2 separate regions of the Homo sapiens genome follow, and region 2 is linked to region 1. A link is a loop called in an ENCODE intact Hi-C map of the cell type or tissue named here. Cell type or tissue: mammary epithelial cell. All regions are shown on one strand. Each heading gives the region's core, and the rest is flanking DNA. Links, peaks and the distances in the headings are about the cores only.

Region 1 (15,640 bases), core at 6,292-14,291:
TTTCAGGGAGCCTCAGGGGTGATGTAAAAATCTGCCTTCTCTGCTGGGGAAAGATTTGGAAGGAATGATATCAGAGGGTTGGTGATGAGGTCCAGGGGAATGATATGATATGGGTGAACCTCTTGGAATGGGTAAAGTGTGAGCATATTGGACTCCCTGAGGAGCCCAATTCCCTACTGTCTGGGCTCTCAGCTGCAAAGCTTGGTGCTGCAGGCACCAGAATTACAATATAATTGTTTTGAGACAGAGTCTTGCTGTGTTGCCGAGGCTGGAGTGCAGTGGCACAATCTTGGCTCACTACAACCTCTGGCTCCCGGGCTCAAGCAATTTCCCTGCCTCAGCCTGCCAAGTAACTGGGATTACAGGCGTGTGCCACCGCACCTAGCTAATTTTTGTATTTTTAGTAGAGAAGGGGTTTCACCATATTGGCCAGCCTGGTTTGGAACTCCTAACCTCAAGTGATTCCCCCACCTCGGCCTTCCAAAGTACTGAGATTACAGGCGTGATCCACCGCGCCCAGCCTAGAATTACAACAAAAATTTTCATTTGCAGCCTCATCAGGTCTCTTCTGTGAACACTGAGGGCATTGATTGTGAAAGAAAGAAGCCCTGGGAATTTGGGTGGATTTGAATGAATCCAAGTGCCACTGCCCTCCTAAATTCTGCTGTGTCTCCACAGGCTTCCCACCATTGTCTGATAAGGCTGGTACAGCCTACATTAAAAAGCATGAAACAGTCACCCTGCAAGGAGGTGCTGATTCTCCAAATATCCTATCTCTACCTGTGCCTTCACTCCTAGAACTAGAATCAGATGCTAATGCGCCCCAAGAGGATATGGACAAGATCTGATGGAGGGGTGATGCTTTACACAACAAAAGAGCAACAGAAAGCAAGAAATAGACATGGCAATGAGTCTAAAGATGACGTGAAGAAAGCTGAAAGTTGAGGCTGAGCGCGGTGGCTCATGCTTGTAATCCCAGCACTTTGGGAGGCCGAGGTGGGCGGATCATGAGGTCAGGAGATTGAGACCATCCTGGCCAACATGGTGAAACCACGTCTCTACTAAAAATACAAAAATTAGCTGGGCGTGGTGGCATGTGCCTGTAATCCCAGCTACTTGGGAGGCTGAGGCAGGAGAATCGCTTGAACCAGGGAGTCGGGGTTGCAATGAGCCAAGATCGTGCCACTGCACTCCAGCCTGGCAACAGAGCAAGAAAAAAAAAAAAAAAAGAAAGAAAGTTGATGTACTGCCTCTAGCAGTGGGAGCGCTAAGCCAGTTTGCCCAGTTGGTTTACTATAATATCAGCTCAGTGGCAGCTCACACTAAATGTAAATGTAATGCCAAGTAATGCAGATGAAGAAATCAAAAATACTTAGGGAGTCAGGAATATTGGAGTAGATTCATCTTATGCAACCTAGTCACTTACTTCCTAACCATGGACCCCAAGAAGATCCAAAGTCCCCTCCTTCAGTGGCTTATACAGAGCCAGTGGCTGGCAATGCAGCTGATGTTCAGAGAGTTGGAAGGAATGATATCAGAGGGCTGATGATGAGGTCTAGGGAAATGATGTGCTTGAACCACTTCGAATGGGCAGAGTGTGCATATTGGGCTCCCTTTTGAATGTTCACCAAAGGCAACCACTTCTAAAGAGGCTTTTGAGAAGCAGTTGAGCAAGAAGACTTCTGTTAGCCTTTTCCCCAGCTATCCCTGTGCTTGTTTCAACAAATAAAGAGGCTGTGACAGCAGGAATGGAGGATATGTGTGAGTTTATCCACATGGGCTTCTCAGGCCTTACTACGTAACTCTTTGTGAATATCAGTATGGTTATTGACCTATAGTCAATCCCATAAGTCTATCTCTTTTAATACAGTGACTTTTAGATCAAAATGTGTAATGCTAAAGCAACGAATCAGACACAGATAGAAGAATCGTATGTATCAATTATTCTTAATTCTCTTTTTACTAGCAGAGGAAAAATAATAACTGTTATTCCTGCTTTTGGAAATTGTAGAGTGGTCCATATTTATGTTGTACCATATCTCTTGTGGCTCTTTTCCTCAGATGTTTCTGCTTTAGTAATTTGTCTTGCTTACTTATAAACTCTTCTTGTCAATAGTCCCCACATGCACATTATTATAAAATCATCGCTATGGTCTGAATGTTTGTGTCCTCCCTAAAACTCATAAGTTAAAAGCGAATCACCAATGTGATGGTATTAGGAGGTGTGGCCTTTGGGTGGTGGAACTGGTGCTCTTATAAAAGAGGCCCCAGAGATCTGCCTTGTCCCTTTCATCATGCAGAATACAGAAAGAAGGCCGGGCGTGGTGGCTCACGGCTGTAATTCCACCACTTTGGGAGGCCGAGGTGGGTGGATCACTGGACGCCAGGAGTTCGAGACCAGCCTAGCCAACATGGCAAAACCTTGTCTCTACTGAAAATACAAAAATTAGCTGGGCATGGTGGTGCATGCCTATAGTTCCAGCTACTCCAGAGGCTGAGGCAGGAGAATTGCTTGAACCTGGGAGGCATAGGTTGCAGTGAGCTGAGATCATGCCACTGCACTCCAGCCTGGGCGACAGAGAGAGACTGTCTCAAAAAAAAAAAAAAAAAAAAAGAAAGAAAGAGAAAGAAAAGAAAGAAAGAAAGAAAGAAAGAAAGAAAGAAAGAAAGAAAGAAAGAAAGAAAGAAAGAAAGAAAAAAGTCAAGCCCAGAATCATCAAGGGCTTACAAGACACTATATTTCCTGCACCCTGGTTGCCACTTTAACCTCGTCTCTTGTTTCTCTGCCCCTCTTTCATTCTCCTCTAGTTACATTGTCCTCCTTGTGGTTTTTCAAGAATGCCAGGTATACTACTGTCTCAGTGCCTCTGTACTTGCTCTTCCTTTTGCCTGGAACCTCATCCTTCAGATATCTGCAAAACTCACAGATCTTGTTGAAACGTCACTTGCTCACGAAGCCCCCTGACTACACTATTTAAGTTCCAATCACTACTGTCACCCTGTTGTCACTCCCTATCCCCCTCATTCTATTCTATTTCCCCTCCATGGCACTTACAGCCTTCTATTATACAATACAACTTATTGATTTATTGTCTTTGTTTTCTCCTTCCTCTGACATGTAAAGTCACATGGACAGGGATTTTTGACTGTTTTATTCGCTAATTATTTCATTGTCTAGAATAGATCTGGGCCAAAACTGGGCTGCTGCCTGTTTTTGTAAATAATGCTTTATTAGTGCACAACCACATTCATTCATCTATATATTGTCTATGGCTGCTTTGACACTAAGATGAGTTGTGTTGAGTCACTGTGACAGAAACTGCATGACCAGTAAAATTGAAAATATTTACTATCTGACCCTTCACAAAAAATGTTTGCTGATCCTTGTTCTAGAATAATGACTGGCCGTGGAGGAGGAGTGGAACTAGCAAGGACACTGGGAGGCAGCAGCTAATAGGGAAAACAAGAGACATGGACTCCTACAAGCCAAGTGAAAAAAAATTTTTTCTGGGAGGAAAGCGTAATCCACTATGTCAAATGCTGCTTAACAAATCCTTGTTGAATGAATACTGGGAGACAGATGAAGGCCCCAGTGTTCCTCTCCCTGATGCTATTCCTCTTCCTCTTCTCAGCAGAGATAATCACTCATTTAAGTTATTCACATTCATGACTTAAAGGGTATTACCTCTGTATGCATTCATTTTTAAAAATAAAATCTTCATATGTTTTAAACTTGCTTTTTGTATTCATTTTTTTTTCTGAAAGTGGTGAAATACACATAACATAAAATTCACCATTTTAACCTTTTTTTTTTTTTCTTTTTGAGACAGAGTTTCGCTCTTGTCACCCAGGCTGGAGTGCGGTGGCACGATCTCGGCTCACTCCAACCTCCACTTCCTGGATTCAAGCGATTCTCCTGCCTCAGCCTCCCGAGTAGCTGGGATTACAGGCGCCCACCACCACACCTGGCTAATTTTTCGTATTTTTAGTAGAGACGGGGTTTCACCATATTGGGCAGGCTGGTCTCGAACTCCTGACCTCAGGTGATCCGCTCACCTCAGCCTCCCAAAGTGCTGGGATTACAGGCGTGAGCCACCACAGCCAGCCTAACCCTTTTAAAGCATATGATTCAGGGGGACTTAGTACATTCACAATATTTTGCAACCATCACCACTGTCTAGTTTCAAAACATTTCACCACCCCAGAAAGAAACCTCATATTGATTAAGTAATTCTTATGTGTTTTAAGAGTTATTTACTTTACCATGGTCAGCCTGGTGATCAAAAATAATCATAATAAATAAAATTTAAATTTAAAAAGATATTTACTTAATATACATAGCTCTAATTCATTTAACTGCTGAATATTTATTTCTATTAATATTTCAAAATTTTCTTATCCATTCTTCTCAGTTTTGTTTTTAAATTTCTCACTATTTACAAATAATGCTGCAATGAAGATTTTCCTTCATGTTGCCTTATACAAATAAGGAAGAGTTTCTCTTAGATATACGCCCAGGAATGTAATTGCTGGATTGTGAAGTATATGCACAAATAACTACCAAATTTCTTTCCAAAATGTACAAGAGTATACTTCTATTTCTTCTCTCTTATCCTTTGTCTCATTGTTGTCATAGATTTACTTCTATATATAAGCCCCAAAATACATTGTTATTACTTTTGCTTTGAATAGATAGATAATTATCTTTTAAAGAGATTATAAAGACAGATTTTTTAGATAGAGTTTCACTCTGTTACCCAGGCTGGAGTGTGGAGTGCACTGGCGTGGCAATCTCAGCCCATTGCAAACTCTGCCTCCTGGGCTCAAGCAATTCTCTTGCCTCAGCCTCCTGAGTAGCTGGGATTACAGGTGCCCACCACCACACCTGGCTAATTTTTGTATTTTTAGTAGAGATGGGGTTTCACCATGGTAGTCAGCCTGGTCTCAAACTCCTGATCTCAGGTGATCCACCTGCCTTGGCCTCCCAGAGTGCTGGGATTACAGGCATGAGCCACCACACCTGGCCATGGGGAAATATAGTTTATATATACCCACACATTCGCCATTTTTGGTGCTCTTCATTCCTCTGTGTAGACCCAAATTTCCATCTGGCATCATTTTCCTTCATCTAAAGAACTTCTAGTATTTCTATAGTACATATCTGTTGGAAATTATTTTTTTCAGGCTTTATTTGACAGAAAAAGTATTTATCTGTTTTTTTTTGAGACGGAGTCTCGCTCTGTCGCCCAGGCTGGAGTACAGTGGCACGATCTCGGCTCACTGCAAGCTCTGCCTCCCAGGTTCACGCTATTCTCCTGCCTCAGCCTCCCGAGTAGCTGGGACTACAGGTGCCCACCACAATGCCTGGCTAAATTTTTTTTTGTATTTTCAGTAGAGACGGGGTTTCACCGTGTTAGCTAGGATGGTCTCGATCTCCTGACCTTGTGATTCGCCCTCCTCAGCCGCCCAAAGTGCTGGGATTACAGGTGTAAGCCACCGCACCTAGCCAGAAAAAGTATTTATCTTCTTTTCTGAAAGATATTTTTGACTGATATCAAATTCTAGGTGGACCGAGATTTTCTTTCAGTCTTTCAAAGATATTACTCTATTGCCTTCTATCTTGCATAGTTTCTGATGAGAAGTCTGTTGTATTTCTTATGTGTTTCTTCATATGTAACATCTTTTTTCTTTTTTTTTTTTTTTTTTTTTTTTTTGAGACGGAGTCTCGCTCTGTTGCCCAGGCTGGAGTGCGGTGGCGGGATCTCGGCTCACTGCAAGCTCCGCCTCCCGGGTTCACGCCATTCCCCTGCCTCAGCCTCCCAAGTAGCTGGGACTACAGGCGCCCGCCACTACGCCCGGCTAATTTTTTGTATTTTTAGTAGAGACGGGGTTTCACCGTTTTAGCCGGGATGGTCTCGATCTCCTGACCTCGTGATCCGCCCGCCTCGGCCTCCCAAAGTGCTGGGATTACAGGCGTGAGCCACCGTGCCCGGCCAACATCTTTTTTCTTTAGCTGCCTCAAAGAATTCTCTTTGTCACTGGTGTTCAGCAATTGCATTAGGATGTGTTTTGGTGCCATTTCATTATGTTTATTCAGCTTGGGGTTTGTTGAACTTCTTGAATCTGCAGATTTATAGTTATTTGAATTTGAACAATTTCAGTCATCAATTTTTCAATTTTTTTCTGTACCTCTTTCCTTTTCCTGATATTCCAATTACATGCAAATTTGCTTGATATTGTCCCATAAGTCACTGAAGCTCCGTTTATGTTTTTCTGTAGTCTTTTTTTTTTCCTGTCTTCATTTAGAATAGAATAGTTTCTATTGCTATGCCTTCAAGTTCCCTGGTGTTTTCTTCCTCTCCATCTAATCTACTGTTTATTCATCCAGTGTATTTTTTATTTCAGATATTGTGTTTTTCATCTCTAAAACTTCCATTTGGGTCTGTTTACATTATCCATTTCTCTTCTCATCATTTTTTTTTTACCCATTTGAGCATATTTATAAAATGTATAATAGCTCTTTTAAGATATTTATCTGCTAATTCCACCATTTCAGCCATTTGTCTGTTTCTATTAATTGATTTTACTCCTGGATATGGGTCATGTTTTCCTATTTCTTTTTATGCTTGAAAAATATTTATTGGATGGCAGACATAGTGTTGGGGCTTTATTTTTTTAAATTCATTTTTTAAATGTTGGACATTTTATCTAGCATTTTTTTTTTTCAAACTGGTAAGCAATTAAGTTACTTGAGTTCATTTCAATGCATTCTAGGCTTGCTTTTGTTACAGCAGGGCTAGGGCTAATTTAGCCCTACTTCTAAGGTCTGAACATTCTGGGAAATCTACCCAATGCCCTGGGTATTAGTCTCTCCACTTTGACTGATGGGAACACAAACTATTTCCACCTCTGAATGAGGTCCAGGAAAATTCTTTGGCTCACTGCTTTCCAGTAATCCTTTCCTTGTCTTGATGGGACTTTACACTGTCTTTGTAAAGTTTTATTCCATGCATACACATATCTGCACTCAGTTAAAGATTAGAAAGATTCCCTCTGCAGATCTCTGAGGTTCTTGCTATGTTAAATTTTTAACATACAGTGCTCTTTTCCCCAGCAATGTGCTCTGAAAATCTAGCCTCCTCAGCCTGCCTGACTCCCAATATCCAACTCCAATTTTATGAGACTTTTGTATGATGTTCCTTTTCCCTGTACTGCAGCTTGGAAACTGCCTATAGATAGCACGTTCAGGAAGGTGTAGGGATCAACTCACTTGTTTACTCCTTCTCAGAGATCCCAGTATTCCTCTGACTGTTGTTCAATTTTCCTAATTAGTACATTTTTCTCATTATCTATTTATTTACCATTTGGATGTCCTCTTCTATAAATTACCTGTCTATATCCTTTACACTTTTTTTTAAGAGACAAGGTCTTTGTTGCCCAGGCTAGAGTGCAGTGATACAATCATGGCTCACTGCAGCCTCAACCTCCTGGGCACATGCAATCCTCCTGCCTCAGTCTCCTGAGTAGCTGGTACTATGGGCACACACCGCCATGCCTGGTTAATTTTTTTTTTTTTTTTTTTTGGTAGAGATGAGGTCTTCCTATGTTGCTCCAGCTGGTCTTGAACTCCTGGCCTTAAGTGATTCTCCCTCCTCAGCCTCCCAAAGCACTGAGATTACAGGCATGAGCCACAGCACCTGTCTACATTTTTTTTTTCCTATTAGGCTATATTTTATTTCATCTATTGATATTAGTTGTTCTTTATATACTCTAGATATTAACCTTTTATTTAGCATTTTCTCTCCTTCCTTCCTTCCTTCCTCTCTCTCTTTCCCTCTTTCTCTCTCTTTCTCCCTTCCTCCCTCCCTTCCTTCCTCCCTCCCTCCCTCCCTTCCTTCCTCCCTCCCTCCCTCCCTTCCTTCCTTCCTCTCTCTCTCTCTTTCTTTCTTTCTTTTTTCTCCCCTCCTTCCTTCCTCCCTTTTTTTTTTTGACAAAGTCTTGCTCTGTTGCCCAGGCTGGAGTGCAGTGGCATGATCTCAGCTCACTGCAACCTCTGCCTCCTGAGTTTAAACGATTCTCCTGTCTCAGTCTCCCCAGTAGCTGGGATTACAGGTGCACACCACCACATCCAGCTAGTTTTTGTATTTTTAGTAGAGATGGGATTTCCCCATATTTGCCAGGCTGGTCTTGAACTCCTGATGTCAAGTGATCTGCCCGCCTCAGCCTCCCAAAGTGCTGGGATACAGGCATGAGCCACCTCGCCCAGCCAGGATTCTTTCTTTTTAGAACATTTTCTGTCTTGTTAGTTCCACATGCCTACTTGAGGCTCTGTGGTAGAAAAAGTCTTGATGGGCCGGGCGTCGTGGCTCATGCCTATAATCCCAACACTTTGGGAGGCCAAGGCAAGTGGATCACCTGAGGTCAGGAGGTCAAGACCATCCTGGCCAACATGGGAGAAACCCTGCCTCTACTAAAAATACAAAAATTAGCCAGGCGTGGTGGTGCGTGCCTGTAAACCCAGCTACTCAGGAGGCCGAGGCAGGATAATCACTTGAACCTGGGAGGTGGAGGTTGCAGTGAGCCGAGATTGCGCCACTGCACCCCAGCCTGGGTGACAGAGTGAGACTTTGTCTCAAAAAAAAAGAAAAAGAAAAAGAAAAAGTCTTTACGGTAAAATAACACAATCTCTTACCTTTAGCTTTGAATTAAAGGTCATATTAAGTAGAAATATAAGGTCCCTTGAGAAGGGGCCTTCCTAAGGCCTACTGCAATGGCATACATGGAGCAGATTAGCAATGCATTTTTCTTGAACCAAATTAGAATGGAATTTATTGCAGAGTTGGAATTAACTCTCCCCCAACATTGTCTGAGATAGCCACCCCAAGTGCTTTTATCCATAGTAAGAAAGGAGTTATATTACGAGCAAAGTACAGAAAATTGTGCACCATTTGGAGGCCTGTGTCATCTATGGCCAAACACAGCTTTAGGTATGTCTCTGATAGTATCTCCTTACCCTCTTACGTGAACCTAGAGCACAAAATAAGTTAAAACTCCAGTGTGATGTATTAATAATAGTGTCCCTTTGGGACTGCTGAAATATCCTTTCTTGAAAAAGTGAACAAACTTATATTTGTGCTCAAAAATGTCCGATGTTATCATTATTATTAAATTGTATTATTATTTTGTATTGTATTATTTAGATTTCAATATTGTTTAATTATTATTTGATTATTTGATTGAATTATCATTTAATTATTTACACTTAATTATTATTAAGGAAAATAAATCTAGGCCTGCTGAATTGACTGGAATCAACCCTGGCAATATGATTCATACTTCAACTTTGCTCCGAGGGAGGTGCCTGCTAAGCACTCTTTGAATTTTTCATCCATTTCCTGGTTCTGAATTTCACTGAACAAATTTTTCCAATCACCAACTTCACCTACAACACACAAAAAACAGTAGACCCAGATATCTGTTAGAATATTTCTTCATGATTTTACCATTTTCAGTGCAATATTTCACTCTGATATGTTAAAATGGACACATGGAAAAAAGCTTTACACTCTTTATTTAGTTTTTTTCAGACGGTGTCTCGCTCTGTTGCCCAGGCTGGAGTGCCGTGGTGCGATCTTCAAGCAATTCTCCCTGCCTTAGCCTACCGAGTAGCTGGGATTACCGGCGCCCGCCACCACACCCGGCTAATGTATTTTTAGTAGAGATGGGGTTTCGCAATGCTGGCCAGGCTTGTCTCGAACTCCTGACCTCAGGTGATCCGCCAGCCTCGGCCTCCCAAAGTGCTAGGTACAGGCGTGAGCTACTGCGCCCAGCCAAAAGTTTTACACTCTTAAAACCTAATGTGATTTCTGTTGTAAAATTAACAATATCCATTGGGACTCCACCATCTGTGGTGTGGGAGGTGACATGTTTTCTTTACATCACTAGGGGGAGCCATCAGCCTCAGTGATACCCTAACCCTATTCCTCTCCAAACACCTAGAACTTAAAATTCCACTTTTTGAGAATGATATTTTTCTCTGTAAAGTCTCTTAAAGACTTTAAATACCCTTTGAAAGTTAACATTTTATAGCAAGTTTTCGTTAAGACCTCAGATACTGATAATTTTGCAAAAATGTATTATTTTGCCTGAGTTTGGGATGTTTTTTCTTACTGGCTGTTACCAGTAAAGAAAGTTACTTTTTTCTTAAAGATCTTTTGATCATTTAGGTTGAAGTTGTAAGTTCCATATTGCATAGCTGTTGAAATGTACGTTAATAAAGAGTTTAATGACATGAAGAAACGCTTACAATATATTAAGGGAATAAAAGAAAACACAAAACTGTTTACAAATGTCATCAGCTATATAAAACGTCACAGAATAAGGGTGGAAGAAAATATGCCAGAAAGTTAAACCTACCTCTGGTGGAAGAAATTTGGATAATTTTAATACTTTTTCACATTTTTCTATGCTTTATGAATTTTCTACAGGGAATATCATACGTTTTTAAAACTATTACTTTATTTACCTTAGAATTGTCCTATTCTAAATAACACTTAATTAACAATAGATAGAAAGGTTCTATTTCCTACCTCCTGAAAGCTGATTAAACAAGCCATAAAAATGGGGGTTAGTCAAGAATCTAACCAAAGTTAGGTTTACATTCAATGTTCCGCTTACAGTAGATTTTAAAAATGGATTTTCATTTGAAAAAGTACAGTAGAGTCATGTCTAGGCTCACATCCTGACTCCACTGTTTATTAGCTATGTGACAATGGAAAATTAATATTCCTGAGCTTTGATTCCTACATTTAGAAAATTAAGAACTTCAGTGGGTTTTTTGGTTTGTTTGTTTTTGTTTTCTTGTTTTTGTTTTTGTTTTTGTTTGAGACAGAGTCTGGCTCTGTCACCCAGGCTGGAGTGCAGTGGTGCAATCTTGGCTCACTGCAACCTCCACCTCCCAGGTTCAAGCAGTTCTCTGACTCAGCCTCCCAAGTAGCTGGAATTACAGGCGCCCGCCACCACGTCCAGCCCGAGCTAATTTTTATATTTTTGGTAGAGACAGGGTTTCACCATCTTCGCCAGGCTGGTCTTGAACTCCTGATCTCATGATCCACCTGCCTCGGCCTCCCAAAGTGCTGGGATTACAGGCATGAGCCACCATGTCCGGCCTTAGAACTTCAGTGTTTTTTACAATAAAATTTAATCCCAACAAAATGTTTAATACATGATAGATGCCTGCTGTTAGCTGTTGTTGTCCTTGCTGGTATATGTGCTACCTCTACATCTCATTATTTCATTATATACTCAATGAAAAATAACACTGGCAATCCTTAAGCTATATTATCACACATTTCCACAAGAACTTAGAATACTTTAATGAAATATAGTAACTATCATCCATGTCAGAGAGAGCTAGTTGCCTTTCCCATAGTCATTTTCTTCCTCTTCCTTATGGACAAAACCCTGATTTTAATTGTGTAGTAATATGCCTGGCTTAAAAAAGTCACATTTCCCAGCCACCACTGCAAGGAAAGTGGCCAATGAAATGTAAGAAGTCATTGGCCAGGTGTGGTGGCTCACGCCTGTAATCCCAGCACATTGGGAGGCCGAGAATGGGTGGATCACCTGAGGTCAGGAGTTCAAGACCAGTCTGGCCAACATGGTGAAACCCCATCTCTACTAAAAATACAATAATTATCTGGGTGTGGTAATGGGTACCTGTAATCCCAGCTACTCAGGAGGCTGAGGCAGGAGAATCACTTGAACCTGTGAGGCGGAGGTTGCCGTGAGCCGAGATCGCACTACCACACTCCAGCCTGGGCGACAGAGCAAGACTCTGTCTCAAAAAAAATATATAAAATAAATAAGAGAGAGGAAAAAAAGGAGTCATTGGCCAGGTGCAGTGGCTCACGCCTGTAATCCAGCACTTTGGGAGAGGAGTTTGAGACCAGCCTGGCCAATATGGCAAAACCCTGTCTCTATTAAAAATACAAAAAAATTAGCCAGGCGTGGTGGCGCACACAAGAATCTCTTGAACCCAGGAAGCAGAGGTTGCAGTGAGCCAAGATTGTGCCACTGCATTCCAGCCTGGGCAACACAGCAAGATTCTGTCTCAAAAAAAAAAAAAAAAAAAAAAACTCACTGATGGGGCTTCCAGGAAAGTTATTTAAAGGGGGCTCACTCAGCTAATACGATTCTGCCCCTTGCCCACTCACTATCTCCTATCTGAATTTGAACATAATAGTTGAGCTTCAGCTGCTATCTTGTTTTCAGAAGGTGATCATCAGAAAGGACTCTCAACCGCAGAAAGGACCCTAAAAGATGGTATGGGGCGGCCGGGCGCGGTGGCTCACGCCTGTAATCCCAGCACTTCGGGAGGCCAAGGCGGGCGGATCACAAGTTCAGGAGATCAAGACCATCCTGGCCAACATGGTAAAACCCTGCCTTTACTAAAAATACAAAAAAATTAACTGGGTGTGGTGGCACGCGCCTGTTAGTCCCAGCTACTCGGGAGGCTGAGGCAGGAGAATCGCTTGAACCCAGGAGGCGGAGGTTGCAGTGAGCTGAGATTGAGCCACTGCACTCCAGCCTGGGCAACAGAGCGAGACTCCGTCTCAAAACAAACAAATAAACCAAAAAAGATGGTATGGGGCTGCCAGTTACAGCTCTGGAGAGCCTGTGTCCAGACCTCTTACTGAGGCGGAGAAAAATAAAACCCTATCTGACTTAAGATGAAGTTATTTGGATTACCTGTTGTGTGCAAAGTCAGTCCCTAACTGATAACAATCCCAGAAACCAATGCGACTTTACCTTTGCGGAAAAGGAATGGGCCGACAGCACCGTGTGTGTCCTGAGACTTCGCACGCATGGCTTGGAAGGTGCTCTGGACTGAGATAGTTTGAATTTGCTCCCCAGTTAGAAAGAATCCCAAGAACTCAGCAATCTGTTTTATTCCAGCAGCCAGATTCTGTAAAAAAATTTTCTTAAAGATAAATTTCTTCCTATGGAAATTGTTCTCTGAGCTGAGACAGACTTTTTAGTCATCAGAGTTATTCAGCCTAACTCCCTAGTTCATCTCATCCCCCACTTTAAACTTAGAGTACTTTCATCTTCTTATGTAAATATTGAGATATCTCTGTAAGATATTCTGTATTGATTATACTTTGTAGTTTCAATTTATGACTCTTGTTGAACTTACCAGATAATAGTTTTTAGCATGTAAATAATGACAGTAACATTAATTCACAGGTTATAATTTTATCTAGGATGATATCATTGCATTAAAAAGTACCAACTTAGACCAGCTGAAGAAATTAATGTATTCCTATGTGCTCATTTGAATTCTCTTTTTTTCTGAATTCTATTTATAGCTAATGTTTAATTCCATTAAGAAAGTCTAATTTTTAGAATCATAAAAACTTGAAGAATTTTTTTTTTTTTTTTAGACAGGGTCTTTCTCTGCTGCCCAGACTAGAGTGGTGCAAGGGCACAATCACGGCTCACTGCAGCCTGGACTTCCTGGGCTCCAGCAATCCTCACACCTCAGCCTTCTGAATAGCTGGGACAACAGGTGTGTGCCACCACATCTGGCTAATTCTTGTATTTTTGTAGAGACAGGGTTTCGCCATGTTGCCCAGGCTGCTCTCAGAGTCTTTAATAGACCAGTGCATAATGTGAATCTCCAAGAGAGCAGGCTATAGAATACAGCAGTTCCTAAATCTATTTGAATAACCTCCTCCCAAACCTCAAGAAATATTTATTAACAGCTGGGGCAACACTTGTATTCTATGGTGCACAAGTTTCAGAAACATTATTCTAAACTAGAATTAATATGTTCTTTCATATTATATACATGCATCCTATAAACAGAAAGGGTCGATTAAATCTCACTTTTTTTTTTTGAGACGGAGTTTCTCTCTTGTTGTCCAGGGTGGAGCACAGTGGCATGATCTCGGCTCACTGCAACCTCCACCTCCAGGGTTCCAGCAATTCTCCTGCCTCAGCCTCCTGAGTAGCTGGGATTAGAGGTGTGTGCCACCACGCCTGGCTAATTTTTGTATTTTTAGTAGAAACAGGGTTTCACCATGTTGGCCAGGCTGGTCTCGAACTCCTGACCTCAAGTGATCCACCCGCCTTGGCCTCCCAAAGTGCTAGGATTACAGGCGTGAGCCGCCGTGCCTGGCCTAAACCATACATTTGCTTGTTTGTTTGTTTGTTTGTTTTTGGTTTTTCGTTTGTTTGTTTTTTGAGATGGAGTCTTGCTCTGTGGCCCACGCTGGAGTGCAATGGCACAATATCAGCTCACTGCAACCTCCACCTCCTGGGTTCAAGTGAGTCTCCTGCCTCAGCCTCCTGAGTAGTTGGGATTACAGGCACGCACCACCACACCCAGCTAATTTTTGTATTTTTAGTAGAGACGGGGTTTCACTGTGTTGGTCAGGCTTGTCTCGAACTCCCGACCTCAGGTGATCCACCTGCCTCGGCCTCTCAAAGTGCTGGGATTACAGGCGTGAGCCACCATGCCTGGCCTAAACCACACTTTCTTTTTATAAGAATGTAATGTAAGACTGGTGTTAGAAACCCAATTAAGTTAAGGAGCACTTGATACTCCCTTCTCTTTAACATGCTTTCTCCACAGGATTCTGCTTTCCTTCCTACCTCAGTAGCCCCCGCTTCCTGGTCTCCTTTGCTGATTCCTCCTTTTTTCCCCAAACTCTTTAAATTGGTGGGCTCCAAGTTCTTGGTCATCTTCTCTATCTATATACCTACGTATATATTTCCATGGCTTTAAAGCACGGCTATGTGTCAGTGATGCCCAAATTTTATCTACGGCCCAGAACTCTCTGTACTTACAAGGCCTGTATGCCCAACTGCCTACTTGACTTCTCAATTAGGACGACTAATAAACATCTCAAATTTAATGTGTCCAAAACCAAACCTCTGATCTCCCCGACAGTTCTTCACCTGCTGCCATCTCCTACTCAATCGGTGGCAACTCAGCCCTCAATATTATTGGCCAGGCCAATAATATTGGAGGCTTACTTGACTTCTCTCCTTGTCTTGCCACTCTCCCCTCCATCCAATTCAGCAGCAAATCCTGTTGGCCTTCCCTTCAACATATATCCAGAATCCAACCTCTTCTCATCCCTGCATGGCCCCTTCTTGGCCTGAGCCACCATCTTCCTTTGCCTGGACTATTGCAGTGCCCTCTTTACAGCCCTCCCAGCATTTGCTTTGCCCCAGTTCATTCTCACACCTAGCCAGAATGATCTTGTTAAAAACACATCTGCTCCAATCACTCCTCTGCTCAAATCCCACGATGGCTTCCCACTTCCCTCAAAGTGAAAGCCAGAGTGAGTGGCATACTCCATCCTACCTCCTTGACTCTTTCCTCATTGGCTGTTCAGCCCTGGTTTATTCCTACTGACCCAGGCACATCTGCTGTCCCTTAATCTCACCAGGACTATCCCAGCTTTTGCTCCAGTTGATTCCCTCTGCCAGAAATGCTCTTCCCCAGTTACCTACTTGGCTCACTCCCCCACTTCCCTCAGATCTTTGCTCAAATCACATCCCCTCAGTAAGGTCTCTCCTAATCTTCCTATTCTTTTTTTTTTTTTTTTTTTTTTTTTGATACAGGATC
Region 2 (15,640 bases), core at 4,135-12,134, 210 kb after region 1:
TCTATTTTCTACCTTATCCAGATATTATTTTCCTTTAAATCTAGTACAGTCTCTGCCAATTTTCCAAAGAAGCAAGAGATCAGGATAAAGAGAAAGCCAGATCCTTTGAGATTTAGAGTCAAATAAATGGGAGTTGACTAGGCCAGACCAGGTCAGGTCAGGCCAGCCCAAGAAACATACGTATCTATGGCTGAAGAGGGGAGCTTGGGGCTTGGAGAAAGAAAAGGAGAATAACTTTGTACTACCACCCTACCCAAAACAAAACAAAACAAAACAAAGCAAACTCTTGGCAGGCATCAGGGAAAGATGAAAATGAGATTGATCTTTATTGTAGAATCCAGGCCAGGGGGCTGCTTTGAAGGCAAGAATTTCATGCTAGAAATTCCTTACTAGCCACACAAACTTCTTGGAGCAAGATAGACTTGTATTACTTCTAACAGTGGGAAAAACACTGCCATCATAACTCACACTTTTGCCATGAGTAAAGAATTTGTCTAGAATCTTAGAGAAACTTCTGCTTGAACTTTAGGTGCATGTCATTGACAAATTTCATTTCCTAGTTTGAAAGAGTTACTCTAATGGTGTTATTAATATAAACTTCTTGGGCTTCTTCCTTGCAGCATATTTTCCTTACTTTGATGGTAGCCTTGAGAAACTGAGTTTGGCTTTCTTTCAAGGATTTTGTGCACTTTTATTATGTCCTGTACCAGAATGAACTTATGCCAATAACTTGCACCTTCATTCAATTTTAACCCATTGTGCCCCTCCTATTGGTATTTACATTTCAAACCATATCTCTAGTTGTATAAGAGAAAGCAGTGAGCTGAGGTGGCGCCACTGCACTCCAGCCTGGGCGACAGCGAGACTCCATCTCAAAAAAAAAAAAAAAAAAAAAGAAAAAGTTGTGTCTCATGGTAAAGGAATTATAAGTATCAATAAACAGACAAGAATATTGTTTTTGGTGGTAGTTAGGGCTTTCTCAATGTTTCTAGAATCATATTACATATGATTGATTACTAGTTGGTTTAGTTTTACCTTAGCTAGTTCCTAGCTATCCTAGGAAGTTTCATTTGGTTGTCTTATAATATTCATGTAATCTCTTGTCATCTTGTAACATACAATACATGACTTATGTAGGCCAGTGGTTCTCAAACTTTAAAGTGCATCAGAATCACCTGGAGGGCTTCTTCCACACAGATTGCTGGACTCCAGCCCCAGAATTTCTGTAAGTCTGAGATGGGACCAGATAATTTGCATTTCTGACACGTTCCTAGGTGTTGCTGATGTTGCTGGTCAGACATCACACTTTGAGAACCACTGATGTAGGTCACACTAGGTATCTCTTTCCCATAGAGTGGCCACTTGATATACTTCATCTCTACTCTGTTTGAGTATTCCCCTTTTAAGCCCCATATCTCATCTAAGGCATTCTTCATGCAGCATCTTGGACCTATAAGCATCTACACCTGCACCTGTGTTGTCCCCTTCCACCCACCTGTCCTCTGTTTTTTTCATTCTCTATCTCTTCACTGTTCTGTGGAGTTTCTACCTCTAAGGAGGTTCTCACCTGTAAGTTTAGAGCCACATTTGACTCTTCTCTCTTCCTGCTCCAAAGTGTACACATCCCTGTTCAACCCAGATGTTTATTGTCATGGGTGTGGCCATGCTTGCTGTTGCATAATCTTTTACAAATTATGGACACATGTGCTAAGATTTCAAACTCCTTAAATAAGGATACATTATGAGTCTTGATAAGATAAAAATAGTTGTTCATTTACTGTATAATTGTCATCTACAGAACATGAACTTCATGAATTGGGTTTGCTCAAGGATCACTCTTTGGAGGGGCGGTATTTCCAGAATTACAGTTATGGAGGTGTGATTCAGGATGACCATATTCCATTTTTAAGAAGAGGTAATGTGTGTGTGTGTGTGTGTTTGTGTGTGTGTGCGTGCACAGCCTGATTTTGGAGTACAACGGTGGGATATGAGAAAGTACACAGATGATGATGAATTATCAGCTGTCTTTATGTGGTACAGAGCTCCCTCTGCTTGAAGAATGACCCTTTCTAGTTTACTCACTGGAGTAATGCACATTGTTACAAGTTGGTTCTTTCTTAATAGGTGTTCCAGTTCTGCATCTGATACCGTCTCCTTTCCCTGAAGTCTGGCACACCATGGATGACAATGAAGAAAATTTGGATGAATCAACCATTGACAATCTAAACAAAATCCTACAAGTCTTTGTGTTGGAATATCTTCATTTGTAATACTCTGATTTAGTTTAGGATAATTGGTTCTAGAATTGAATTCAAAAGTCAAGGCATCATTTAAAATAATCTGATTTCAGACAAATGCTGTGTGGAAACATCTATCCTATAGATCATCCTATTCTTATGTGTCTTTGGTTATCAGATCAATTACAGAATAATTGTGTTGTGATATTGTGTCCTAAATTGCTCATTAATTTTTATTTACAGATTGAAAAAGAGGGACCGTGTAAAGAAAATGGAAAATAAATATCTTTCAAAGACTCTTTTAGATAAACACGATGAGGCAAAATCAGGTTCATTCATTCAACGATAGTTTCTCAACAGTACTTAAATAGCGGTTGGAAAACGTAGCCTTCATTTTATGATTTTTTCATATGTGGAAATCTATTACATGTAATACAAAACAAACATGTAGTTTGAAGGCGGTCAGATTTCTTTGAGAAATCTTTGTAGAGTTAATTTTATGGAAATTAAAATCAGAATTAAATGCTATGTTGTGATGTCTTTTTTATATATAAAAATAGTGATATAATTTAATGCATAGTCCAATTTTTATAGGATTTTGCAAATTTAACGTTCTCATTGTAAAAATAATAGTCAATAACAAACATTTTGGAAAATGGAGAAAAGAAGAAAACTATAATCCCATTATATTAACAGAATCACCATTAGTTCGCTTTTTAGTTTTTCCTCACTTTTTCTTTTTTTTTTTGAGACAGGGTCTCACTCTGTTGCTCAGGCTGGAGTGCAGTGGCATGATCATGGCTCACTGCAGTCTTGACCTCCTCGGCTCAAGCGATCCTCTCACCTCCACCCTACGAGTGATTGGGACTACAGGCATGCACTACCTAGCTAATTTTTTTGCCTGGCTAATTTTTTTGGTATTTTTGTATGGATGTGGTTTCTCCATTTTGCCCAAGCTGGTCTTGAACTCCTGGGCTCAAGCATTGTTCCTGTCTTGGCCTCCCAAAGTGCTGGGATTATAGGCACGAGCCACTGCATCCAGCCTCCTCACATTTCTTAAATGCAGATTTTTCTTATAAAGGTATAATCAAACTGTATTACAATTTTTTGGCCTGTTTTTTCCTGTTAAACTATGTGATTACCAGGCATATATTTGCTGTTTTGGTTTTGGATTGAGGTGAGGACAGAAAAAGACTGCTGAATGTGAACTCTAGAGTCAACATTAAGGTAACACAGTAGTACTGCAGTAGTTGTGACAATTTTTGTGTAGATAGATTATATGGTATTCGTTCGGTTAGTTACTTAGAGCATTTTTTTCTGGAAATACATAGGCATTCATAAGTTGTCTTTAGCTATAGGAAACAATTATCTAGAAATACAAACTTGATCAATTAAATAATTAGGAAATCGTTCCTGGCATACAGATGAAGTTAGTTGGGGCCACTGTCTTCTGTGTGTTCCCTGTTCGGACAAGACATTTAGTAAATACTCAGTGAATTAATGTGCCGAATGACAATGGAAGTCATTGGGAAAGTAATTTACTTGCTAAAACATAGTTTTCAGGTAAGAAAAGGATAAAAATAATTTCATCAATTTGACTATGTAAATTATATAGAATATAGCCAGAATTATATATGTATACTTAGGTATTTTCTATGCTATATATAACATTTATAGATAAATATATATTACATTTATATATACTTATATATAACATTACCTGTCTATAATTTCATGTTGGTAAATTTTACAGAATTAGATTTTTCTAGGATTCTTTTTTATTTTCTAAATGTCCTTCCAAAGTCATGTAAATGAAAGTCGTGTGTTTGTGAATTAATGATATTAAGAGCTAACACTTAGACTGAGTGCTAACTCTGTGCCAGACAGAGTCACATATGCTTTATATGTTTTACTAACTTAATCCCCACAACAATTGTGTGAGGTAGGTGTTAGTAAGCTTACTTTATGATGCTCAGAGTAGTTAAGTGTATTTTCCAATATTACATAACTAGTAAGTGGTAATAGTGGGAGTTGTACCCAAGAAGTCTAGCTCTAAAGCTTATACTTGGGAACCATTCTAGAATATTGCCCATTTACATGAAAAGAACTATACAGAATATTCCCGATGCCAAATGCAAAGCAATAGTTGTATCTTGAAATTTTTATAGGTCATTTCAAACTGGGGATGCATTCTTAGGTCATTGCTGCCACGATTCACCTGACAACATAGGCTTCAGAGACACATAATTTCTATGCAGAATGATTACTCTGCCGTAGTGAAGGCTATTTTTGCGTAAGTGTGGGTATATACAAATCAACACGAGTGGTTCCAGGCTAAAGTATCTAAGCCACAAAGCAGGATTAAAGGGAGCTGAGTTTTCTGGATTTTTTGGATGAGAGAAAACATATGGAAAGAGTTCAGGGAAAACACATATTTTTTAACATGAGAAAATAAATGGTCTAACAGACTGATGATATTAAAACAGAATGAAATGAAGTTTTAATGAGGAACCTAAACATTAGTCGACAGTACTGCATACATAATTATAAGCCTAAATGATAAGCTCCTTTGGAGGCAAAATGAAATTAATAAGAGATCTACTATAATCTGTTGAGTTCACATTAGTTGAATTATTTTTAGAGGAGGTTGGTGGATATGTTGAAATGGGATAAAAGAAAAAATAAAACCATAAGCAGCTTAATTCAGTGAAGGTTTTCTTCCTTTGAAAAGACATATCCTCAAATTCTACTCACTAAGAGTTTGCACTGATATAGGAAAAGCAGCCATGATGTCATAAACGGAGACATTTTAAGGCATTAACCTGATATTAGTCTCTGAAATATGCTCTGTATAATTCATGTCAGTCAGAAATATTACTTTCTAAAAATTATAGCTGCAAAGGCAGTGCTCCATAAACATCAGGTTGCATTTGGAATTTTTCTATGTGCATTTTGGAGCATTTTACTGCCCCTAAGAGAACAATTTGTACGTTTTGTCTGTTATTGTCAATCCTGCAATATGTAGGGCTATTTTTCTTCTTCAAGAGAAATGAGTTCAAAGGAAAATATTCATAAAAGAGTATTCATAACCTTGGCATCTAAAAAAATCATGAGCCTGTTATTGTAGCTCGAGGGTTGTGGCTGGAAGAGAAAAGACAGATCCTTCAAAAAGGAGAAATGTTTTAGATGGCAAAGCAGTTGTCATTAAGAACAAAGCAGCCCATGTTTTCAGCTCCAACTTCAAATCCTTAAGCAGTTTATTTCATGAAGCTTCTTTCTTCCATCAAAGAAATACATTCATTATGGTGCTACAGCAAAATCATGTGAAAACTGAACGTTTCCTCAATCAACTTGGCCCAGCTGGAGGTGATTACTTTGTGTAAAGGAGGGACGATGGACACGATTCAAGACGCTTCCATTTCTTTAACGTACAGGCAGCCCTGCAGGAGGCTTGGTCACAGTATATTCTGCGGAAAATCAAGGCTCAGTTTCTGTGCAAGACCTGAATCTGAGGAACGAATGTGGGAGGGGGGAATAGAAGAAATAAAGAGAAGATGAGGGAGACTATTCAGGGCAGCTGCAGTAATTTAAAGCAAAGCTAAAGTAGAAAATTTGGGGGAAATTATTTAAATTTGCTATTCATCTTAAGTCATGAGGCTGTGCTTTCAGAGCCAGCCTCCCGCTAACTTTTGGCTTCAAAGATGAATGAACAAAAGATTGAGGTTTCACTCTCAGTTTCAGGGCCACTTTTTACGTAGCCTGAAATTCTAAAAGTAGTTTTGAAGTGGTTTAACTGCCTCACCTTACTTCCCTTTTGTCTATCGCCTCTGTGTCTTTTATGGTACATCTTTTCCATCCCTCAAGTAGTGAAATTACTGCTTTGTTGCAAGGGGCAGATAGCATTGTGTAAAGCTACTGCTGTGTTCCAAGGGGCTGAGGTGGAGAGAAAAGGTTGTTAGGTGGTTGAGCCAGTAGGGTGGCATAGGATACCCCTCAAATGCTCCTACACATGAACATTGGCCCCAGGCTCCTGGCAAGACATCCAGCAGCAATAATTTATGACAGTTTTATAGAGAGCTGGGATGAAAGGACTGTCTTGTGTCATGGCTGTATTCCTCAGCCGGAATTTGGTTGGCGTACGCACGCAATGTGAAGTCATCTTATTGTGCTCATATTTCAAAGGCAACACATGGAACAGTGCCCACTCTCCTGACATATCTGAATTTGCCAGCGAAGAGTTTAGACCGTTTGTTTGAGCATTAACATTAAGAGCACAAAATTGCCAAGAAGGGAAAACAGCATGGCTTAAAGCAAACAAAACAAAACAAAACAAAAAACCCCTAAATTCACAAAGGTTACAAAGGTAATATGAAAATAGATTTAAAAACTCATAAATTATCAACAGCACTGGAAACTTTATTCTCTTACACTTACTGAGCACTGTGTGGTACAGGAGGTCCTTGGCACTCATGGATTTAACATTTGTGGTTTTGGTTAACAAAGAATGACATGTAGTAAGTGACATGAGCTAAGAGTTTGGCGTGGAGAAGTAAACGAGCATAGCTGACTACGAGCCACCAGTTTCACTGTTGTTCTCTAGTCATCCTTGCAGTAACACTTGGGAAGTGATAAACCCCATTTCTTTGTAAAAATGAAGCCCTCCTCCAAGCCAGCTGCTTTTTCTGGAGATGTTATTGAGAGGTCTAGAAAAATGCTGGCTACAGTGAGTAGCTTTATAAGTGATTTTAATCCTTTACAAATAGATAAATTAATGCTAGGAAAAGATAACTTTAAAACTTCAGTTTTAAAACTTTATTTAATGAGGAAAATTGTAAGCAACAATGGTATTCAAAAGCACTTAGGATATTTTCCTCGAGAATGTTAAAGCTCCATTTTAGGTTATGTTAGAATGATTCCGTATCAAGTAACTGATTGTGATCATCCTTTCATAGGTTTACCCATAGAGCTGTATATTAGCATCCTCATTTTACAAATAAGTGAACACAGAGTTTAAATTATTCTCAGTTGATGCTAAGACTAGACTCTAGGGAACTTAATTTCTCATACATGACATGGCTGATTTCAGCTCGATTAGAGGGGACCTTAGAGATTTTCTACTTCACTGGCTTACTGGTTTTCAGCTACACCCAGGGGGCATTTGAAAATATGTGGTGTGTGTGTGTGTGTGTGTGTGTGTGTGTGTGTGTATGCCTTTCTGTGCTTATGTAGTGGAATGGGTGGTGAATGTTTGTCATGAAGACTGAGGGGTGCTTCTGGAATTTAGTGGTTAGGGGCAAAAATGAATGTTCAGGACTGTTTGCACACTAGAGAATTGTCTCACCCCAAAAGCCAATGGTGCCTCCACAGCACTGAGTAGTTTTCAACATTCTCATTTTAAAGGTTTAGCTATCAAGATCCAGAGAGGATGGATCACTTAAGATTCCATTGGTTTGCAAGTGACAGAAAATTCAAACTTACCTGAGCAAAAAACGAAATTTATTTCATGTCTCTGACTTCAGACACAGTTGACCCCAGAACCCTGTCTCTTGTCTATCTGCTCTGCCCTCCTCTGGGTAGGCATTAAACTTAGGGAAGTACTTCCTTCTGGGGCAAGATGGCTGTTAGTAGCCCCAGGTTCATACTCCCATCACTCCAGTTTCAGTGCAAGGTGAGTACCTGTCCTCTGAGCAACAGTTCCACAAAGTCCTTGGCCTGACTGCCATTGGCCCAAGTGGAGCTCTGGGACCTTTGCTGATTCAGTCTCTGGGCTGGTGGATGGAATGCACTGATTGACTTTGGCCTGTGGCTCACGCCCCTCCCTATAGCTGGGAGAAGTGTCAGCTTCACCAAACCACAGGAATGAAGGCAGGGAGGAGGCGGTTGTCCAAAGGAAGATCTAGAAAAAGAGTGCCGTACAAGCAAGAGCAACAAACGTCCATTACAGTAGGTAAGCGAGTTGGGTGACGTATGTACGATCCTAAGGCATGGTACCACATTGCCTTTCTTTTTTTCTTTTTATTTTTTTTGAGATGGAGTCTCGCTCTGTTGTCCAGGCTGGAGTGCAGTGGCATGATCTTGGCTCACTGCAACCTCTGCCTCCCAGGTTCAAGTGATTCTCCTGCCTCAGCCTCCCAAGTAGCTGGAATTACAGGCATGTGCCACCATCACTTGGCTAATTTTTATATTTTTAGTAGAGACGGGGTTTCACCATTTTGGCCAGGCTGGTCTTCAACTCCTGGCCTCAAGTGATCCACCCACTTTGGCTTCTGAAAGTGCTGGAATTACAGGTGTGAGCCACCGTGACCGGCCTGCTTTTCTTTTATTTATATATTGTGTGGACATTATAATGTGCTGTTAGAATGGAGATATACTTGGTCCTTCATCGCAGTTCATAAACTACAGGGTAAAGGTTTTGGAAGAAGAGCATAGGAGTTATAAGGTAGACTATGCTTCCTGCTTAAAAATATGAATTAGGCTGGGAATGGTGGCTTATGTCTATAATTCCAGCACTTTGGGAAGCTAAGGTGGGAGGATTGTTTAGGCCAGGAGTTGGAGACCAGCCTGGGCAACATAGCAAGATTCCATCTTTACAAAAATAAAAAAAAGTAGCTAGGCATGGTGACTCTTGCCTGTAGTCCCAGCTACTTGGGAGGCTGAGGTGGGAGGATCACTTGAGACCAGGAGTTCGAGGCTGCAGTGAGCTATAATCACACTATTGCACTCCAGCCTGGGCCACAGGACAAGACTTTGTCTCAAAAACAAAAATAAAAAAATCAGAATTAGAAGATTTCTAAATTCAGCTGTTTATGCTTCATTTCCTTGCAGTTGGATTCTGGTGTTGGAAATGGGAGTTTGTCAAAGGAAAACAAAGTTGCTTCACATAAGCTCAGGTTTTCTTCAGGATCATTGTATTTCTCCAGACCTATAAACAAGTGATAGAGCTTAGAAAGTTTCATCCAAGGAAGGAAGAGCACCGCTGGATATTTAAACTTGTTAACATTTCACCTTGATAGAAGGCAGGGGGATTACAGTCTGTAGGAAACCAAGAAAAATATAGGTTACTTAGGAATTGACCAGGACAAGTAAGCTTCTCTGCTACCAGAGGCTGGCAGTCATGGACAAGACCTTGTCCAGACATGGCCTGGGGCCAGGCCGACCTTGAAGCGGATGAAGATGAGGTTGGCAGAAGGAAGGAAGGGTTTGTTGACTCACTGTGAATGTTTCAGTCCAGCAGTTCTCTTCAAAGTCAGAGTTCAAGGCAGCACTTTGATCAAATATAAGCTTCTTACACCACTCCTCAGAGGCCGATAAATGTTATCAGGCCAATGTGTGAGGACCAGCCATGTCATTGGTCCTCATCAAGGTCATTATCAGACCACACCGTGGGGTGGAGTCTGAACTGAGATGGTTGTTCAGCGGCTGGGACCAAGAGAGTAGAATCCAAGCACTTTGAGGTTAAAACAGGCCTTATAAACCATCTACTCCAGGGAAGTCCAATCTTTTAGCTTCCCTGGGCCACAGTGGAAGATGAAGAGTTGTCTTGGGCCACACCTAAAAACACTAATGCTAGTGATAGCTGGTGAACTTAAAGGATTTGCAAAAATGTCCCATGATGTGTGTGTTTGTGTGTGTGTTTTTTTTAGATGTGGTCTTCCTCTGTTGCCTGTTGCTCAGGCAGGAGTGCAGTGGCACAATCTCAGCACACTGCAAACTGTGCTTCCCCAGTTCAAGTGATTCTCTTGCCTCAGCCTCCAGAGTAGCTGGGATTACAGGCGTGCACCACCACACCCAGCTAATTTATATATAAATATATTTGTGTGTGTGTGTGTGTGTGTGTGTGTGTGTAATATATGTATTTTATTTTTGCTTAAGTTTTATATTTCAGGAATTTATTTTTAAAGTTTTCCTAAGGACATCTTGCCTTGAATAGTGTTGGCACAGATTTTATTATACTAACATTTCTGCTACTAACAATCATAAATGTCAAACAAGACATATAAAATAGTTATTTGAAAGCATAGGATAGTGACAAGCAGGCAGATACTCGAGGGAATAAAATGATTGAAAAAAAGGAAATATACTAGTTGCAATCCATATTTACATGTTTTTCCCCCACTCTCAAAAATGGCTGGGAATTGAAAAAGGAATCCAGAAAAAGAGGAAGTCCACAGAAGGTAGAAACTCCAAAATCTGCATACATATTCTCTGCATACATCAAATCTTTCATGCGCGTCCATGTGAAGAGACCACCAAACCTTTGTGTGAGCAACAAGGCTGCTTATTTCACCTGGGTACAGATGGGCTGAGTCCGAAAAGAGAGTCAGCAAAGGGAGATGGGGTGGGGCTGTTTTATAAGATTTGGGTAGGTAAAGGAAAATTACAGTCAAAGGGGGGTTGTTCTCTGGCGGGCAGGAGTGGGGGGTCACAAGGTGCTCAGTAGGGGAGCTTTTGAGCCAGGATGAGCCAGAAGGAATTTCACAAGATAATGTCATCAGTTAAGGCAGGAACAGGCCATTTTCACTTCTTTTGTGGTGGAATGTCATCAGTTAAGGCAGGAACCGGCCATCTGGATGTGTAGGTGCAGGTCACAGGGGATATGATGGCTTAGCTTGGGATCAGAGGCCTGACATTCCTGTCTTATGTTAATAAGAAAAATAAAACGAAATAGTGGTAAAGTGTTGGGACGGTGAAAATTTTCGGGGGTGGTATGGAGAAATAATGGGAGATGTTTCTCAGGGCTGCTTCGAATGGGATTAGGGGTGGCCTGGGAACCTAGAGTGGGAGAGATTAAGCTGAAGGAAGATTTTGTGGTAAGGGGTGGTATTGTGGGATTGTTAGAAGAAACATTTGTCGTGTAGAATTATTGGTGATGGCCTGGATACGGTTTTGTATGAATTGAAAAACTAAATGGAATAACTTCTAAACAGGTATTAAAGGACTAGGAATCGGGAGGACCTAGGACATCTAATTAGAGAGTGCCTAAGGAGGTTCAGCATAGCCTTGCCAGCAAAGAGTATTTATTTTAAGAGTTAAGAGTGGCGGTTTGGGGATAGCACCAGGAAATATCAGCTGTGATGGCTTGGAGAAACCGGCAGTGTAAAAAAAGCAGGACATTTATGAGTAGTTGAGAACGGTGAATAGGAGTCTGACTAGACAGAAGATAGTAGGGATGACAAGTTTTTTGGGGCACAGTCTAAGTTGGTCTGGTGTCTGGAATGAGACTGGGGCTTAATAAAAAGGAGCATCTATACAGGAGCTTAAATGGGCTGTACCTTGTAGCATTCCGAGGACAGGCCTGAATTCTGAGAAGGGCAAGAGGTGAAAGTACTGTCTAATCTTTTTTAAGTTGGAGGCTGAGCTTGGTGAGGTGTGTCTTTAAAGACCATTAGTCTGTTCTACCTTTCCTGAAGATTGAGGACCATAAGGGATATAAAGGTTTCACTGAATACTAAGAGCCTGAGAAACTGCTTGGGTGATTTGACTAGTAAAGGCTGGTCTGTTATCAGACTGTATAGAGGTGGGAAGGCTAAACTGAGGAATTATGTCTGACAGAAGGGAAGAAATGACCGTGGTGGCCTTCTCAGACCCTGTAGGAAAGGCCTCTACCTATCCAGTGAAAGCGTCTACCTAGACTAAGGTATTTTTGTTTACTGACTCGGGGCATGTGAGTAAAGTCAATTTGCCAGTCCTGGGCGGGGGCAAATCCTTGAACTTGATGTGCAGGGAAGGTGGAACTGCCATCAATAAACTAAATGTGATCAGGGTGAGGAACAGGGAAGAAGCCAATATGGGGAAATGGGGTGAATGTCAGGTGGATCAGAGAGATACAGTCATGAGGGTCAGGTGTGGTATCCGGAATAATGTGGGAGGCCGGATTGAAGTCCGGGCCAGGAACAATAGTAATTGTGAGAGACTCAACAAAGAGTGAGTACAGCTGAAGGAGCCAGGAAGCAGAAAGTACATGCCTCAGGTGTGAGGAAGAAAATAGATTTTGGAAGTTATGAGAGCTGCAGAGAGTGAGTTGAGCATAGTTTGTGATTTTGAGGGCCTCTGAAACTATTAGGGCGGTGGCAGCCGCTGCACGGAGACATGATGGCCAGCCTAAAACAGTAAGGTCAAGTTGTTTGGACAAAAAGGCTACAGGACGTGATCCTGGTCCTGGTGTAAGAATTCTGACTGCACAGCCCTGCACTTCAGCTGTGGGTAATGAAAAGGGTTGGGATGAGTCAGGGAGACCTAGGGTGGGGGCAGTCTTTAAAGCTGTCTTCAAGGAATGGAAAGAGGAGTGGGGAAAGGATTTAGGATCTATGGGGTCAGTAGGTTTCCTTTTGTGAGTTTATATAATGGTTTTGTTAGGATGGCAAAACCAGGTATCTAAAGTTAAAAGTATCAACCATGCCTAGGAAGGAAAGGAGTTGTTGTTTTGTAGAAGGTGCTGGGGTTTGAGAGATCAGTTGGACACAATCAGCATGGAGAGCACGTGTGTTTTTATGAGAATTATGCCGAGATAGGTAACAGATGAGGATGAAATTTGGACTTGACTGAAGTAATGGGGGCTGTCTGTGAAGCCTTGCGGCAGTACAGCCCAGGTAATTTGCTGAGCCTGATGGGAGTCAGGGTCAGTCCAGGTGAAAGCGAAGAGAGGCTGGGATGAAGGGTGTAAAGGAATAGTAAAGAAAGCATGTTTGAGATCCAGAACAGAATAATGGATTGTGGAGGGAGGTATTGAGGATAGGAGAGTATATGGGTTTGGCACCACGGGGTGGGTAGGCAAAACAATTTGGTTGATAAGGCGCAGATCCTGAACTAACCTGTAAGCCTTGTCTGGTTTTAGGACAGGTGAAATGGGGGAATTGTAAGGGGAGTTTTTAGGTTTTAAAAGGCCATGCTGTAGCAGGCGAGTGATAACAGGCTTTAATCCTTTTAAAGCGTGCTGTGGGATGGGATATTGGTGTTGAGCGGGGTAAGCATGAATAGGTTTTAATGAGATGGTAAGGGGTGCATGATCGGTCGCCAAGGAGGGAGTAGAGGTATCTTATACTAGTGGGCTAAGGTGGGGAGATACAAGGGGAGGACGTGAAGGAGGCTTTGAACTGGGGGGAAAAAAGCGGCATGTAGCCCAGGAATAGTCAGGGAAGCAGATAATTTAAAGTGTCTCGGCCTAATAAGGGAACTGGGCAGGTGAGGATAACTAAAAGGAGTGCTTAAAAGAGTATTGTCTAAGTTGGCACCAGAGTTGGGGAGTTTTAAGAGGTTTAGAAGCCTGGCCATCAATACCAACAATAGTTATGGAGGCAAGGGAAACAGGCCCTTGAAAAGAAGGTAATGTGGAGTGGGTAGCCTCCATATTGATTAAGAAGGGGACAGACTTACCTTCCACTGTGAGTTACCCAGAGAGTCTGTGATGGTCCTGTAGGCTTTCGAGGCAATCGGGCAGTCTCAGTCTTCAGCTGCTAAGCCGAGAAGATCTGGGAAGGAGTCAGAGAGCCTTGGGCCAGAGTTCCAGGGCCTCTGGGAGTGGCTGCTAGGTGAGTTGAACAGTCCGATTTTCAGTGGCACAGATGGGACACAGCTTGGGAGGAATCCTGGGCTGTGGGCATTCCTTGACCCAGTGGCCAGATTTCTTGCACTTGTAGCAAGCTCTTGTGGGAGGAGGTTCTGGAGGAACGCCTTGCAGCTGCCGTCAGGCGTTTGGAAGTTCTTGTGTGCTGGAGATGTGGCTGGGGTTTGGCTCACAGTGGAGGCAAGGAATTGCAACACAGAAATATGTTGCTACTTGGCTGCTGCTACTCTATTATTGTTCACCTTGAAGGTGAGGTTAATTAAGTCCTGTTGTGGGGTTTGAGGGCTGGAATTTAATTTTTGGAGATTTATTTAATGTCGGGAGCAGATTGGGTAAAAAATAAAATGTATATTGAGAATAAGACGGCCTTTTGACCTTTCAGGGTCTAGGGCTGTAAAGCGTCTCAGGGCTGCTGCCAAATGAGCCGTGAGCTGGGCTGGGTTTTTATATTTGATGAAAGAGCCTAAACGCTAACTGATTTGGGAGAGGTCGGATAAAGAAAAAGGAGCATCAACCTTGACTATGCCTTTAGCTCCAGCCACCTTTTTAAGAGGAAATTGCTGGGCAGGTGGGAGACGGCTAGTTGCGGAATGAAACTGTAAGCTGGACTGGGTGTGAGGAGGGGAGGTGATAAAAGGATTATAGGGTGGAGGAGCCGAGGCTGAGGAAGAATTGGGACCTAGCTCGGCCTGGCGAGGAGGGGAGAGGTCAGATGGGTCTGTAGAAAAGGAAGATTAGAAAGACCCAGCAATGCTTGGGGTTGGGACTGAGGGGACAGGCGGAAGGGAAAGAAGGAAGATTTGGGATGAGTTGCATTGGGAACAGAGGGGAGGGACTGATATGTAAAAGAATGCCTGGACGTTAGGCACCTCAGACCATTTGCCCATTTTACGACAAGAATTATCTAGATCTTGTAGGATGGAAAAATTGAAAGTGCCGTTTTCTGGCTATTTAGAGCCATTGTCAAGTTTGTATTGGGGCTAAGCGGTGTTGCAGAAGAAAATAAGATGCTTAGATTTTAGGTCAGGCGAGAGTTGAAGAGGTTTTAAGTTCTTAAGAACACAGGCTAAGGGAGAAGAAGGAGGAATGGAGGGTGGAAGCTTGCCTATAGTGAAGGAGGCAAGGTTAAGAAAAAGGTAGAGACACGGAGAAGCGGGTGGGGAGCAGCCCTGGGCTGCAATGTGGGTGAGCAACAAGGCTGTTGATTTCACCTGGGTGCAGGCGGGCTGAGTCCGAAAAGAGTCAGCCATTTTTGTATTTTTAGTAGAGATAGGATTTCGCCATATTGGCCAGGCTGGTCTCAAAATCCTGACCTCAGGTGATCCACCCACCTCAGCCTTCCAAAGTACTGGGATTACAGATGTGAGCCACTGCAGCCAGCCCATTATGTTTTAAGAAAGTTTATGGTTTTGTATTGGGCCACATTCAAAGCCATCCTGGGTCGCATGCCACCGGTGGGCTGCGGGTTGGACAAGCTTGATTTACTCTATGGTTTTCACCCTCAGCTTTAGATTCTCCTTGGGGCTGCACTGCACGGACGGTCCCTGTCCACGTTTTTGCCTCTTTCCCAGTGGTAGAATGTACTCCAACAGTTTTCAACGTTTTTGTATTTTAAGTAGTAAAGTCCTTTCTTTGAAGGATATCTCACACGAAAACCCCAAAGATAAAAGCAGTGCAGATCTGGTTGAAGGTAGGAGAGTGGCCTAGAACTTTATTGGTGAAACCTTATCCAAACCCCCCAGCACACTCACCCTGACGCACTGCAGCCGGGACTCTTCAGCACCTCCCTGTAAGCTGGTGCTCTGCAGACCTTAGCTTGGAGCTCCGATCTAATCTCCAG

Evidence for each region. Peaks named below come from ENCODE experiments on the same cell type or tissue, not always from the same donor. Only the 100,000 strongest peaks of a DNase experiment are listed, where the experiment ranks them.
Region 2: it touches region 1 in a loop (4-fold over the local background); 4 of 110 quality-filtered maps call a loop at or near these places.

Annotation. Positions count from the first base shown.
Region 1 is chr2:37,158,624-37,174,263 of GRCh38, forward strand. It overlaps SULT6B1 (sulfotransferase family 6B member 1), which reads right to left. Exons shown (of 7, transcript NM_001367551.1): 6 at 12,811-12,967; 7 at 9,197-9,442. The coding sequence ends at 9,312. Among named protein-coding and RNA genes, the nearest start is that of EIF2AK2, 9.5 kb to the left of the region's middle. In mammary epithelial cell, for the core only: a CTCF peak has its summit at 9,945 (motif pointing right); no DNase peak of the experiment used is centred there.
Region 2 is chr2:37,370,558-37,386,197 of GRCh38, forward strand. It overlaps LOC107985868 (a long non-coding RNA gene), which reads right to left and starts at 13,747. Exons shown (of 3, transcript XR_001739403.3): 1 at 13,611-13,747; 2 at 6,040-6,170; 3 at 4,715-5,745. QPCT (glutaminyl-peptide cyclotransferase) reads left to right here. Exons shown (of 7, transcript NM_012413.4): 6 at 1,799-1,915; 7 at 2,125-2,765. The coding sequence ends at 2,270. RefSeq lists silencers at 5,750-5,799, 5,830-5,889, 9,395-9,595 and an enhancer at 5,862-7,061. In mammary epithelial cell, for the core only: no CTCF peak of the experiment used is centred there; DNase peaks (open chromatin) are centred at 6,374 and 8,034; H3K4me3 peaks cover 235 bases; H3K27ac peaks cover 1,908 bases.